Linked DNA regions of Homo sapiens: region 2 is linked to region 1. The links are chromatin contacts, found by Hi-C or POLR2A ChIA-PET in ENCODE. All regions are on one chromosome and are shown on one strand. Each heading gives the region's core, a stretch centred on a gene start or an enhancer-like site at or near the end of the contact. The rest is flanking DNA. Distances are from core to core; before and after follow the strand shown.

What was found. Hi-C counts contacts between places; a loop is a spot of excess contacts on that map. ChIA-PET counts read pairs that join two places held with the same protein, here RNA polymerase II (POLR2A). Pooled maps may share reads with other maps.
Region 2: a pooled map shows a loop between it and region 1 (4-fold over the local background). The contact joins the promoter of SLC17A7 here to the promoter of BAX in region 1. A Hi-C loop is called at or near these places in 1 of 37 single-sample maps with no recorded cell type and 6 of 50 pooled maps. POLR2A ChIA-PET finds 5 or more read pairs at or near these places in 6 of 52 experiments (A549, H1, WTC11 and 3 more).

The regions. Positions count from the first base shown.
Region 1 is chr19:48,951,038-48,958,574 of GRCh38, forward strand. It overlaps BAX (BCL2 associated X, apoptosis regulator), which reads left to right and starts at 3,838. Exons shown (of 6, transcript NM_138761.4): 1 at 3,838-3,925; 2 at 4,511-4,562; 3 at 4,650-4,796; 4 at 5,161-5,296. The coding sequence starts at 3,892. RefSeq lists enhancers at 3,517-4,085, 4,086-4,653, 4,103-4,312 and a silencer at 3,833-3,982.
Region 2 is chr19:49,437,372-49,444,908 of GRCh38, forward strand. SLC17A7 (solute carrier family 17 member 7) reads right to left here and starts at 4,156. Exons shown (of 12, transcript NM_020309.4): 1 at 3,947-4,156. The coding sequence starts at 4,008. RefSeq lists an enhancer at 6,450-6,559.

The sequences.
Region 1 (7,537 bases), core at 2,588-5,087:
CCCAGCTACTCCAGAAGCTGAGGTGGGAGGATCCCTTGAGCCCAGGAGGTCGAGGTGGCAGTGAGCCACAGTTGTGTCATTGCACTCCAGCCTGGACGACAGAGGGAGATCCTGTCTCAAAATAAATAAATAAAAATAAAAATAAACAGTTTTGACTTCACAACTAGCTAAAAAGTGTATTCCCTCACTCAGTGACTGTACTGTTCAGAGGTGTATACCTGCATTAAAAGCCCTTTCCTTCCTTCTCTGTAACTGGAGTAGGGAAGGGCTATCTCATTGGACTGGAGTAACACACACAGATAAAGCCGGATGCAAAGTTAACAGGAAACACTATTTCTCTCAAGGATACGCTTTGTTTGTTTTTTTTTTGAGATGAAGTCTCGCTCTGTCACCCGAGGTGGAGTGCAATGGCACGATCTCTGCTCACTGCAGCCTCTGCCTCCTGGGTTCAAGTGATTCTCTGGCCTCAGCCTCCCAAGTAGCTGGGATTACAGGAGCACACCAGTACGCCCAGCTAATTTTTGTATTTTTAGTAGAGACAGGGTTTCACCATGTTGGCCAGGCTGGTCTCAAACTCCTGACCTCAGGTGATCTGCCTGTCTTGGCCTCCCAAAGTGGTGGGATTTCAGGTGTGAGCCACCACGCTGGCCAAGGACATGGTTTCTTACAGAGACTTTGTTCTCTAAATTCATAAATTGTTGGAAATTCTATCAGTAAAAATGAAACATCCGAGTCTTGCTGACAGGATCTAATCCACTTGATACAGAGTAGCAGCCTTGATTTCCAAAGCAGGTGCACAGCTTCAGATAAAGGGTTTCTGGATGCAACATTTCACATGTACCTTCTTGTTTCCAGCGATTCAGGACACTGGTTTCACTTCACAGTCCTGATCCAATGTTGACCTTGCTTTGCTCTAAGCTATCATTTGGTTGTCACCTAAGCTCTACCCTCCCCCTTTATCTTGGCTTTTTCTTTTCTTTTTTCTTTTTGAGACAGGCTCTTCCTCTGTCACCCAGTCTGATTGCAGTGATGCAATTGATCACAGCTCACGGCAGCCGGGACCTCCCAAGCTCAAACAATCTTCCCACCTCAGCCTCCCAAGTAGCTGGGACTACAGGCACGCACCACCACATCCAGCTAATTTTCTTTTTTTTCTGCTTCCTTTTCTTTTTGTTTTTTTTTAGATAGAGGCTTGCTCTGTTGCCCAGGCTGGGGTGCAGTGGCACGATCTTGGCTCACTGCAACCTCTGCCTCTTGGGTTCAAGCGATTCTCCTGCCTCAGCCTCCCAAGCAGCTGGGACTGCAGGCACGCGCCACCACTCCCAGCTAATTTTTTTGTATTTTTAGTGGAGACGGGGTTTCGCCATGTTGGCTAGGCTGGTCACAAACTCCTGACCTCAGATGATACACCCACTTCGGCCTCCCACACAGCTGGTATTACAGGTGTGAGCTACCACGCCCGGCCCCCCCTCCTTTCTTTTGTTTTTTAGTTGACACAGGGTCTCACCATGGTACAGCCCAGGCTGGTCCTGAACTCCTGGCTTCAGGTGATCCTCCTGCCTTGGCCTCCCAAAGTGCTGGGACTATAGGAATGAGCCATCACACCTGGCCCCTTTCTTCAATTTTCAAAACAAACTGATCCTTCAAGGTCAAGAGGAAATACCTCCTCTGAGAAGTCTTCTCTGAATGTCAGAGGCAGACAATGTCTGATTTCTGCATGCTCCCCAACATTCAATCATACAGTTATTGAATAACACATTTTGAGAGATAACTATGAATCAAGTAACATGCTGGTTTCTGGGAGAATTGAGGACAAATTAACCTTGTGGAAATTTTGGGTGGATGAAAAAAACCAACATGAAATTAAAACACTGCACACATTTACAGCTGTGAGAAGCATTACACATCCTGGGTGCTATGCGAGCTTTTTTTTTTTTTTTTTTTTTTTTTGAGTTGGAGTTTCCCTCTTGTTACTGAGGCTGGAGTGCAAGGTCACGATCTCAGCTCACTGCAACCTCTGCCTCCAGATTCAAACGATTCCCCTGCCTCAGCTCCCGAGTAGCTGGGACTACAGGTGCCTGCCACCACACCTGGCTAATTTAGAATTTTTAGTAGGGATAGGGTTTCACCGTGTTGGCCAGGCTGGTCTCAAACTCCTGACCTCAGGTGATCTACCCATCTCGGCCTCCCAAAGTGCTGGGATTACAGAAGTGAGCCACTGAGCCCAACCAGGAGCTTTTTCGAGAAAGAAGGAAGTCCAAGAGATCTTCCTGACACCCTAGTCTGACTCTGCCCTTTGCCTGCTCAAAATTTCCCCATGCTTCCCAGCGGCCTTCTGGACATAGATCAAGTCCCTTCTCTGACAGGCCCAAACCCTTTATCATCTGATCCTAGCTCATTTTTCTGAGTTTTCCTTAGTTGCTATTATTTTCTGTCTAAAGTGACATGTCATAATATTCATAAAGCACACAAGTCTTATGTGTACAGCTCAATGAATTGTAAATATGTGTATACCCGGCCGGGCACAGTGGCTCACGCCTGTAATCCCAGCACTTTGGGAGGCCGAGGCAGGTGGATCACTTGAGGTCAGGAGCTTGAGACCAGCCTGACCAACATAGTGAAACCCCATCTTTACTAAAAATACAAAATTAGCTGGGCGTGGTGTCGCATGCCTGCAATTCCAGCTACTTGGGAGGCTGAGGCAGGAGAATTGCTTGAACCCGGAGGCAGAGGTTGCAGTAAGCCGAGATCGTGCCATTGCACTCCATCCTGGGCAACAAGAGCAAAACTCCGTCTCAAAATAATAATAATAATAATAATAATAATAATAATAATAATGTGTATACCCATGTAAACACCATTCAGATAAAAATATGGCATATTTGGGGCACCCGGGGAGTGTCTCTTGTGGCCCCTCCCCTCCATACCCTGCTGATCTATCAGCACAGATTAGTTTCTGCCACTTTTTAAACTTCATATTCCTTTTCTTTTTACACAAACACAAACATTCGAGTCATGACTGGGTGGGGTGGCTCAAGCCTGTAATCTCAGCACTTTGGGAGGCCAAGGTGCGAGGATCGCTTGAGTCTGGGAGTTCAGAGACCAGCCTGGGCAACATAGAGAGACCTCATCTCCACATAAAAAGTTTTAAAAATTAACCAGGGGCGGTGTAGTCCCAGCTACTCAGGAGGCTGAGGTGGGAGGCTTCAGCCCGGGAATTCCAGACTGCAGTGAGCCATGATTGGGCCACTGCACTCCAGCCTGGGCAACACAGTGAGACCCTGTCTCAAAAAAAAAAAAAAAAAAAACAGGAAAAAACAAACAAACAGAAAAGCAGGCCTGGCGCGGTAGCTCATGCCTGTAATCCCAGCGCTTTGGAAGGCTGAGACGGGGTTATCTCTTGGGCTCACAAGTTAGAGACAAGCCTGGGCGTGGGCTATATTGCTAGATCCAGGTCTCTGCAAAAAACAAAACCACTCAGTTTTTAGTCATCTATAACGTCCTGCCTGGAAGCATGCTATTTTGGGCCTCTGAGCTTTTGCACTTGCTAATTCCTTCTGCGCTGGGGAGAGCTCAAACCCTGCCCGAAACTTCTAAAAATGGTGCCTGGATAAATGAAGGCATTAGAGCTGCGATTGGACGGACGGCTGTTGGACGGCGCCACTGCTGGCACTTATCGGGAGATGCTCATTGGACAGTCACGTGACGGGACCAAACCTCCCGAGGGAGCGAGGCAGGTGCGGTCACGTGACCCGGCGGCGCTGCGGGGCAGCGGCCATTTTGCGGGGCGGCCACGTGAAGGACGCACGTTCAGCGGGGCTCTCACGTGACCCGGGCGCGCTGCGGCCGCCCGCGCGGACCCGGCGAGAGGCGGCGGCGGGAGCGGCGGTGATGGACGGGTCCGGGGAGCAGCCCAGAGGCGGGGGTGAGGCGGGAGGCAGACGGGCGGGAGGAGGGCGAGCCCCCTCGCCGGCCCGTCCGGGATCCTTCCTACCGGCCTGGGGCTGTGCGATCTCCAAGCACTGAGGGGCAGAAACTCCCGGATCGGGCGCTGCCAGCCTCCAGTCCCCTCCGTCCTCGGAGGTTCCTGGCTCTCTGATCCCCGTGTCCCGATCCCTGCCTCTCTGGCGCTCTCGGACCCTCGAGAACCAGGGGATCTCGGAAGCCAAGCCCCCGGGCAGGCCCGGGCTTGTCGCCCGCACCACTTCCTGCCTCTGGCACTGGTGGGAGGGGCGGGTCTCGCCTCTGCCCCCTCAGGCCAGGGGTCTGGATGCATATAGCGTTCCCCTAGCCTCTTTCCCCGGGGAGAATGTAGGATACAGGCCCAGCCTCCTGGCCTTTCTCCATCAGGGACTCAGTTGTCTGGGCCCCCCCGTCACTTTATCTGCTAGGGTCCCAGAAGTCCAGGGTCCCCAGCTCTGTCCTCCCTCAGGGGCCGTGAGTCTCCACAGTCTCCTGATCCCCTAGAACCCAAGAGTCCAGGTACCTCTTCCCTTCCTTTCTCCTCTAGGGCCCACCAGCTCTGAGCAGATCATGAAGACAGGGGCCCTTTTGCTTCAGGGGTGAGTTTGAGGTCTGATTATTGTGGCACAGATTTGAGGAGTGACACCCCGTTCTGATTCTGCACCCTCACTCCATCCCCACTCTAGTTTCATCCAGGATCGAGCAGGGCGAATGGGGGGGGAGGCACCCGAGCTGGCCCTGGACCCGGTGCCTCAGGATGCGTCCACCAAGAAGCTGAGCGAGTGTCTCAAGCGCATCGGGGACGAACTGGACAGTAACATGGAGCTGCAGAGGTGTGGGCCCCTGAGGACCCAGAAGTCCAGCCACTGGGCTCCTTCAGGACACAGGACTCTCAGCCCCGCATTCTCCTCCTCCCCTAAGAACTAGGAGTCTGGGCCCCACAACTCAGCGCAAACATTCCGGACTCCCAGCCCTCCTCTCTGCCAGGATCTTAAAACCCTCCTTCAGGGAGTCATTTTTCCCACCTTCCTAAATGTCTGTCTTGTCCCCTTCCCTTGTCCCCCGTTGGCCTGTTGCTTTTCATTTCAGCCTGGCTTGGGGCTCAGTCTCCTTATCTTTAGTGTGCGGTGGATGCGGGAATTTTCCACCATCAGCCTGATGCCTGCTCCCCGGCACTGGTTCTCCTCTCTCCTGCAGGATGATTGCCGCCGTGGACACAGACTCCCCCCGAGAGGTCTTTTTCCGAGTGGCAGCTGACATGTTTTCTGACGGCAACTTCAACTGGGGCCGGGTTGTCGCCCTTTTCTACTTTGCCAGCAAACTGGTGCTCAAGGTGGGCAGCTGCAGGGCAGTGAGCCCAGGGATGCTCCCCCTCAGATCTGTGAGGACCTGGGGATCGTGGTATCAACCCCCTGCAGTGGCCCAGTGACCACAGAGGGCATGGAGAGAGATGGCTGTGCACTGGGTGTCTGCTCCTTCTTTTATTCATTCAACAAGCATTTACTGGACCTGCTATGTGCCAGGCCTATACCTGGCACCTGGGACACAGCACTGTACAAAGCAGGCTACATCCCTGCTCTCAGGGAGTTCACGTGCAGGGGTGAAGTAAAGTGGGCAGTGTGATTTAGCAGAGTGGTCAGGAAAGATTTCTATTTTTTTTTTTTTTTTTTTTGAGATGGAGTTTTGCTCTTGTTGCCCAGGCTTGAGTGCAATGGCATGATCTTGGTTCACTGCAACCTCTGCCTCCCAGGTTCAAGCGATTCTCCTGCCTCAGCTTCCTGAGTAGCTGGGATTATGGGTGTGCACCATTATCCCTGGCTTTTTTTTTTTTTTTTTTTTTTTTTGTATTTTTAGTAGAGACGGGTTTCACCATGTTGGTCAGGCTGGTCTTGAACTCCTGACCTCAAGTGATCCACCTGCCTTGGCCTCCCAAAGTGCTGGGATTACAGGCATGAGCCACCGCAACAAGCCAGGAAAGACTTCTAAGGGCAGGTGACATCAAAGAGCAGGTGACATTAAAGCCAAAGCTAGAATGATAAGAAGCATGCAGTGATCTATAGTGATCGGGGGGAAGAGGCATCTGGTAGAGGGAACAGCAAGTGCAAAGGCCCTGAGGTAGGACCAAGCCTCATCTTTTGACAGTAGGGAGGAGGCCAGTGCTGTTGGAACAGAGTGAACTGGGGAGAGGGTGGGAAAGGAAGGCACAGTTGGGCAGGGGCAGATTGTGTGGAGTTTTTCGGGCTGCTGGAAAGACTTTTTCTTTTCTTTTTTTTTTTTTTTTTTTTTTTTTTTGAGACAGAGTCTCACTTTGTTGCCCAGGCTGGAGTGCAATGGCGCCATCTCGGCTCACTGCAACCTCTGCCTCCCGGGTTCAAGTGACTCTCATGCTTTAGCCTCCCAAGTAGCTAGAATTACAGGCACACACCACCATGCCTGGCTAGTTTTTGTATTTTTAGTAGAGACGGAGTTTCGCCATGTTGGCCAGGCTGGTCTCAAACTCCTGGCCTCAAGTGATCCGCCCACCTTGGCCTCCCAAAGTGCTGGGATTACAGGCGTGAACCACTGCACCCAGCCTGGAAAGACTTTAACTTTACTCTGAGTGTGATGGGAGTGATTGGCTGGTTTTAAATACGGAAGCGACAAGACCTGATTTATAACTTTAAGAGATTATTCTAGCAAGTATAGATGCCCCTTGACTTGCAATGGTGTTACATCCTAGTAATCCCATCATAAATTGAAAATAACATAAGTTGAAAATGCATTCAATGCCCCGATAAACCCATAGTAAGGTCAAAATTGTAAGTCAAACCGTCATAAGTTGGGGACTGTCTGTATAGCAAAATGTTAATTGTAGAATCTAATTATAGGTGGCGGCTATATGGCTTTTAACTGTGAAATTCTTTTAACTTTTCATTATGAAGATTCTCATAAGAAAATGTGGTGGGGGTGGTGGTGAAATGCTCCTGGCTGTTGTTGGCCAAAAGAGATCATGAGGCACAAGGGCAGAAGCGAGGATCCTGGAGAGGTGGCACCTGTCATAGTCTTGCTGAAAGATGACAAGCCCTGGTGGTAGCAGCAGAGGTGCGGGGGGGGCATTTTTTTTTTTAAGAGGTAGGGTCTTGCTCTGTTGGCCAGGCTGGAGTGCAGTAGTGATCATAGCTCACTGCAGCCTCAAACCGCTGGGGTCAAGCAGTTCTCTCGCCTCAGTCTCCAGAGTAGCTGAGACTACAGGAGCATGCCACCACGCCCCACTAACTGTTGCATTAGTCTTTTTCTATAGAGACGGGGTCTCGCTATGTTGTCCAGGCTGGTCTCCAACAGGGAGGGATATTTCTTTTTGGAAGATTTTTTTTTTTTTTTTTTTTTTTTTTTGATACAGGGTCTCGCTCTGTTACCAAGGCTGGAATGCAGTGGCATGACCTTGGCTCACTGCAGTCTCCACCTCCTGGGTTCAAGCAATTCTACCTCAGCCTCCTGAGAAGCTGGGATTACAGGCTCTCCCCACCACACCAGCAAATGGGAGGGATATTTCTTTCTTTCTTTCTTTTTTTTTTTTCCTGAGACGGAGTCTCTC
Region 2 (7,537 bases), core at 2,906-5,405, 490 kb after region 1:
TGTCCTGGCAGGGGACAGATGGCCCTGGTAGGGGGATTGGCTCATTCCCCAGCGTGACTCTCGCCCCCGCCCGTTCTGGATCCAGAATCAAGTCTGTGATGACGAAGAGGGTATTTGGAGGGCTGCCTCAAACCCAGAGAGAGGCTGCAGAGAGAGAGAGGTGCCTTCAGACAGGTGGAGAAAGACCCAAAAAGAGGGTGACAGAGATGGGGGGAGTTGTACAGAGGCCCAGAGAGAGGGGGTCACAGACAGAAGAAGGGAGAGAGATCCAGTGAAAGGGGGACAGAGATCTAGAGAGGAAGAGACAGAGACCCAGAGAGAGGGAGAGAGAATAACAAGGGAGCAGAGACCCAGAGAGAGAAGGGGACAGAGACCCAGAGATACAGGGGGACAGAGACCCAGAGACATAGTGGGACAGAGACCCAGAAAGAGGGGGACAGAGACCCAGAGAGAAAGGGAGACAGAGACCCAGAGAGAGAGGAACAGAGACCCAGATAGAGAGGGGGACAGAGACCCAGAGAGAGGGAGAGAGAATAACAGGGGAGCAGAGACCCAGAGAGAGAGGGGGACAGAGACCCAGAGATACAGCGGGACAGAGACCCAGAGACATAGCGGGCCAGAGACCCAGAAAGAGGGGGACAGAGACCCAGAGAGAAAGGGAGACAGAGACCCAGAGAGAGAGGAACAGAGACCCAGATAGAGAGGGGGACAGAGACCCAGAGATGGAGGGGTCAGAGACACAGAGGATGACAGAGACCCAGAGAGAGGGAGACAGAGACCCAGAGAGAGGGGGAGAGAGACCTAGAAATAGGGGGACAGAGACCCAGAGAGGGAAGAGATGGAAACCTAGAGAAGGAAGCAGACAGAGTCCCAAAGAGAGGCGGGGACAGAAACCCAGGAGATAGAACATAGATGCAGAGAGATGAGAACAGAGATCCAGAATGCAAGAGAAAGATGGAGAGCCTGGGAGACGGAGGATAGACAGGCTGGGGACGTGATTTGTGAGGTGCAGCCCCTCTCTGAGGTGGGTAGGCAGCCAGGGGATCGGGCTGGATCCCAGGAAGGGGCTGGAACAGATGGAGGCGAGGGAGACTGGGACGGGGGAGGAAGGAACAGCCAGACGGTCCAGGGGGAGGGAGGTGGAAGAGCTGTGAGAACACAGCAACCCCTCCCCATCCTAGAACTTAAGGAGGTGGGGAGGGGCAGTTAAGAAACAGGGGTGGGAGAAGCCAGGGAGTGGACAGAACCCAGAAGGAGTAGGAATGAGACCCCAAGAGGAAGAAGACAGAGAGCCAGAGATAGGGGGGATTGAAGCCACTAGGACGAATAGTACAGGATGGCAGTAACTCCCCCCACCCATCAGAACCCATCACCCAAAGAGATTAGACTGACCCAGGTTGACATCGGATGATATTTGACCCTGAAACTCAAGATGTGATTGCAGCCCCTGATGTGAGATTCCTTGTTAATATGAGGAGATGTCAGATCTCTAATCAAGGCTGTCTAAACAGGGGGTCTCAGTATCCCACATCTATAAAATGGGACAAGGGCAAAAATGCAAGAGAATAAAGAGGGAACTTCAAGGTGATATCAATCATTTTAGAGCAAGAGGACCAAGGACACAGAGATGAAGGTGGCCCTGATGCTTTGCAGGGGACAAGGACAGAGAAGGGAGACCCTAGATGTAAATCCCCCTCCCCTCCCTGGATACCCCAAACTCAGGCCTGGGGACTTGGCGATGAGGAAAAACAACACTTAGGAGGCCATTACCCCAAATTGAGATGTCTCAACTTCTCTGTCTCTCCCTCTCTCTCTCTCTGCTTCTCTCAGGATCTCTGTCCACTCCCCCACGTCTTTGTCTCCTTATGTCCCTCTGCTCTCTCTTCTCTTCCCATTGTACAACTAAGGAAACTGAGGCTCGGGGAGCTGAAGTGGCACTCCAAGGTCACAGACAAGAACAGCAATGGGACCTGATCCCTTACTGGCCCTCGGCATCCCCCTGCCCAAGACCTGGCTCTCAGAAAGGAGGCACCTTGGGTTCTCATCTCTCTGGCATCCCATTCCCCCATGTCCTTGTTCCAAGTCACCCTGGGTGCAAGGAAGCTCCCCACCAGCTGTGGCATCACTCTTCTCAAGGAAGAGCTCTGTTCTAGGCTTGGGAGGGAGACTGACCTGGGTTCAAATCATGGGGCTCATACTCATCCACTGATCTCCCCAACCCCAGAATGGAGCCTCAGTTTCCCCATCTTTGTCTAGAGGATTAAATGAGATCAACCTGTTGTCTCTAATATGGGGTATTCCCCTCTCCCTCCAACCATCAGAGCAAACCCCAGGCATTGGAAGCAAATGCTTTTCTCTGCACAAACTCCCTGCTGATGGTCCTGGCCAGAGCCCGGGGGTCTCTGGGGACCCAAGAGGTAACTCAGAGAGTGAGAGCCAGAGAGATTGACTGTGAGAAACCCTAGCACAGATGAGAAACAGAGGCAGAGACTGAGGGAGGGGCCTGAGGAATACATCCCTCCCGCTGCCACCCCCCAGCCCCCTCCACCAGCACGTCTCTTTCTCTCTCTCTCATTCTCCTGACTTCACACTGATGTATTTTGAGAAACTCGTGAAAGGAGGCGAGAAAAAGGGTGGGGAGGGGCTGGAAAATTGGAAAAAGAAGGGGTGAGGTTATCTCAGCTTCCCCTCCACCACCAACCTCCGTCACTGCACCATCCTCCTGCCCACCTCCCCCCACTTCTGTCCAGCCTTATTCTTGTCTCTCATGTTACTAGAGGGTGGGGTAACTTTGGAGCTAAGAGGTGATCTGCAGCAAGCAAGACTGATGTTAGACTTAGCAAAGGACCCCCATGGCCTAGCGAGGTGGACTGAAGCTCAGCGAAACACAGGGTCAGGGCTGTGGGCCAAGGGGACAGGGCCTGAGGGCACGGCGGCAGGGGCATGGTGCTGATGAGGCCATCTCCTTCGTGCACTGTGGCCAGATATATTTTTAGGCTTTTCCGCAGCTGAGTAATTTATCTGACTTAGAGCCAAAGCTGGGGTTGGGGGTGAGAGCCTGTGGGGAGGTGTCCAGATTATCCTGAGGGACACTCGGTTCACTGGGGTCATCAACCTGGTTGGGAGGGAGTCCCTGTCAGCCCCAGCCTGTATCCTTTGGGAAGGCTGTCCTACCCCAGGAGCCGAAATTTTTGGCCTCTAACTCCTTTCTCTCCCAGGGACCCAGGGTGCTGTGACTTCTTCCACCCAGCCTCACCCCCTCAAGGACAACGGGCTATGAGCCCCAATCCGCTTTAGCTGCAGATTAAACTCCATGCCAGACAGAAACGGAAAAAGACACAGAGAGACGGAGAGACCCATGGTGGGAGAATTAAAACACAGAGACGGGGACAGGGACCCAGAGAAGTGGGGACCAGAGATCCAGGGAAGAGGAGAGACCCAGAAAGAGGGGGACAGAGACTCTGAGTCAGGAGTTGATAGAGATCCAGTGAGAGCAATGGCCAGAGAACCAGAGAGAGGGGCACAGAGACGCAAAGAAGCGGAGGCAGAGATCTAGGGAGAAGGAGGGGCCCAGAGAGAAGGGAGCCGAGATCTGGAAAAAGAGGGAGACGGAGACCCAGAGAGAAAAGGGGCAGAGACATCCAGAAAGAGACGGGGACAGAGACCCAGAAGTGGTGGGGGAGGAGCCAGAGACCCGGGAGAGAGGCATTTACAGCACCAGAGAGAGTGGAGCCGGGTGGGGTGGGGTGCAGAAAAAGGAACAGGATAATGGACAAGGCTCGACCAGGGAGAACAGCGCCGTCGGAGCCCACGGCAGAAAACTGGACAGATGGGTGGACCCCCATGCCGGGGTATCGCCCGTTCATCTGTCAGTCTGCGCCCAGGTGGGAATTAGCATCCTCCTCAGATCCTCCCACTCTTCTCCCGGGACCCCCGCCAGGCTCACCGGTGCAGCTTCCCGAGAGCACGACCCGCTAGCTTCCGAAACTCCTCCTGGCGGAACTCCATGGTGGCGGCTCCTGCCGCCGGTCACCCCGCGGGTCCCCCCCGCCGATCCCCCCGCCCGCGGGCCCGGGCGGCCGCGTCCGGGTTCCCGGGGTCCAGCCCCGGCCCGGCCGGCCCCGCAGCTCCGCTCGGGGGGAAGGAGGCTGCAAGTGCAGGCGGCCCGGGGGCTGTCACAGGACTCAGCGCCGGGGGCGGGGCGCGGGAGGCCCCGCCCCGGCCCCACCAGGCCCCTCCCCTCGTCTGTCAGACCCGCCCCCTCTCGCAGCCCTTTCATCCTCGTCCTGTCCCCTCCTGAGCCTTCCAAGACCACGCCTGTGGGTTCTGAACTCACGCCTCCGAGTTCACGCCCCCCAATTCTGTTCCTTCCCCAGGCTACTCCCCCTATCCCTGTTCCATCACCCCTGGCTCCTACCCAGATTTTCTCTCCTCTCCTGAGTTCTCATCCCCATCATTTCTCTCCCCGACTTCTGTTCCCCCTAATTGCGTCCCTTACAATCCTGTCTTCTCTGACTTTCCCTCTGCGTTCATCCTCCAGTTCCTTCACTCCTCCCCGCCCCCACCCCGCAATTCCATCCCCATCCCACCTCGTCCCCAGTTCCAATAGTCTCATCCAGGGAGTTCTTTGTTTTCTCATTCAAGGGAAATTCTTTCCCCTCAAGTCCAACGCCTACTTCGATCCACCTGTCGTCCCCCTCTAGTCCCTTTCGCCACCCGGGTTCTTCACCCTTGAGCTCCATCTCCTCCTTAGTTTCCATCTTTCCCCTTTGAATCCCATACTCCTCCAGCTCTATTCTCCCTCCGGCGTCTCTCTCCTCCCTGTTGCTTCTCTCCCTGAGTTTCATTCCCTAACCCCGATTTTCTTCCCTCTGGCTTCCGCCCCCCACAGTTATATTTCACACACCCCGCCAGTGCCAGCTGCGACCCCATAGTCTCCCCATTGTGTTATTTCTCTGCTCCTCTGGGATCTGTCCGCGCTCTGAGTTCTTCCCTAGCTCCGGGGGATCCATTCCTCTATTTGAGTTCTGTCTCCACCCCCTGAGATCTGTCCCGCCCCCTAAATTGTGATCCGCACCCCCTGGCATCCTCACCCGCCCTCTGAATTTGTCTCCTCCCCTAGGATCTGTCGCTGACCTGAGTTCTGCCCCCGCCCTCTGAGTTCTCTCCCCACCGTTGGAGTTGTGTCCCCTTCTCCTAGGATCTGTCCCTGGCTCTGTTCCCGCCCTCTCAGTTCTGTCCTTGCCCCCTGGAATCTGTTCCTGCCATCTGAGTTCTACCCCTTCCCCACAGGATCTATCTCTGCCCCCTGGAATCTGTCCCCACCCACCGAGTTCTGGCCTCCGTCCCTGGGATCTGTCCCCGCCCTCTGTGTTCTACCCCTGCCCCATGGGATCTGTCCCCGCCCACCCAGTTCTCCCCGCCCCCTGGATCTCTCCCTACCCTCCCAGTCTTGCCCCGGCCCCATGGGATCTGTCCCCGCCCTCCGACTTCTGACCCTCGCCACTGGGATCTGTCCTCGACCTCCCAGTCCTGCCTCCGCCCCCGGAATCTGACCCCGCCCACCGAGCTCTGGCCTCCGCCCCTGAGATCTGTCCCCGCCCTCCCAGTCTTGCCCCTGCCCCATGGGATCTGTCCCCCGCCCACCGCCTCCGCCTCTGGGATCTGTCCCTGCCCTCCCAGTCCTGCTCCCACCCCCGGAATCTGTCCCCGCCCACCGAACTCTGTCTCCACGCCGGAATTCCAGCGCCGCCCCGTTGGGTAGAGCCCGGCCCTTCCCTGTCCTGGGCCCGCAGACAGGGTCCCGCCCCGCTCCTGTCCTCAGACCAGCCCATCTCCCGGCGCTGAGTCCACCTCCAGATCCAGGCCCCAGGAGGGTGATCCTTTCCCCACTACCTCCCCGCGTCGGGCCGCAAATGCATTTGGTATTAAATTTTCATGATGCGGCCCGCGGTGGGGTGGGAGGAGCAGACGGCGCGTCGGGCGGGCGCCAAGGACGGGGTGGCCGGGAAGCCACTGACCGCCGCAGCCTCTCGCTTCCAGCCTTGACTGGCTGTGTCTCTGGGTCTCACAGCTTTGAGAAACCCCTGGGACCCCAGAACGGAGGACGCTGCGGGTCTGAGGCAGGAGGGAGGTAGGAACTGGGACTCGTGGGGCTGAAGTAGCAGCGCGGGAGCCGCTCACACGCGCCACCCAGTGGCTGCAGAGTCCCCGGCCCGGGTGCGGAGGCGGTGGTTGCGGCTTGGGGCCAGGTGTGAGGGTGGAGCAGATGGTGAAGAGGAGGGAGTGGGAAGCGGGCCCCGCCGCTGCCAAAACTTGGGCCTTTGCCGAAACCATCGCCATGGAAACCGAGGAAGGAGGAAAGGACTCAGCCGCACACTTTTTCAGGACCTGGGAATGAGTTACTCGGCCCCCTCCAGCGGCTCACCGTCCCAACCACAAGTCCCAGCGGCCTCTGAGCCTCAGCGCTCGTTTGAGAAGGGCCGCGCACTCCGAGGGCCGCTGGGAGATGTAGTTCTCTGAGACGATGGGCAGGGAAAGGTTGCGCCCTCTGGTGGACACGGCGCCCACGTTCGCTCATCCGTTCCGCGGCCGGAAAGACCCTACCTGAAGTCACTCCCACCCTGACCTCTTCCCCGTCTTTTCTCCCCCTCCCTCACAATTCACCCCATTGCAGACACATTGTGCTTGCCTGCCTGCCTTTTCTTTCCTTCCTTCCTCTTCTTTCTCTTCTTTTTTCTTTCCTTCCTTCATTCCTTCTTTCTCTGTCTTCCTTCCTTTCCCCTTCCTCCTTCCTTTTTCTTTTTTTCTTTCCTTCCTTCATTCCTTCTTTCTCTGTCTTCCTTCCTTTCCCCTTCCTCCTTCCTTTTTCTTTCTCTTCTTTTTTCTTTCCTTCCTTCATTCCTTCTTTCTCTGTCTTCCTTCCTTTCCCCTTCCTCCTTCCTTTTTCTTTCTCTTCTTTTTCCTTCTTTCTTCCTTCTTTCCTTCCTTCCTCCTTTCCTTCCTCCCTTCCTTCCTTTTTGAGACAGGGTCTCACTCTGTCGCCCAGGGGCAGCTCACTGCAGTCTTAACCTCCCTGGGCTCCCACCTCAGCCTCCCGAGTAGCTGAGGACAACAGGTGTGCACCACCATGCCCCACTAACTCACATTGTGCTTTGAGCATTTACCACTGAAGTTCCTCCATCTACTGATGATCCTAGGATTCACTAAAGAAGAGGAGGGTATAGACCATCACTTTTTTTTTTTTTTTTTTTTTTTTGAGATGGAGTTTCGTTCTTGTTGCCCAGGCTGGAGTGCAATGGCGCCATCTGGGCTCACAGCAACCTCCGCCTCCTGGGTTCAAGCAATTCTCCTGCCTCAGCCTCCCTAGTAGCTGGGATTATAGGCGCTTGCCACCACGCCAGGCTAATTTTGTATTTTTAGTAAGAGACGGGGTTTCTCCATGTTGGTCAGGCTGGTCTCAAACTCCCGACCTTGGGTGATCCGCCCGCCTTGGCCTCCCAAAGTTCTGGGACTACAGGTGTGAGCCACTGTGCCC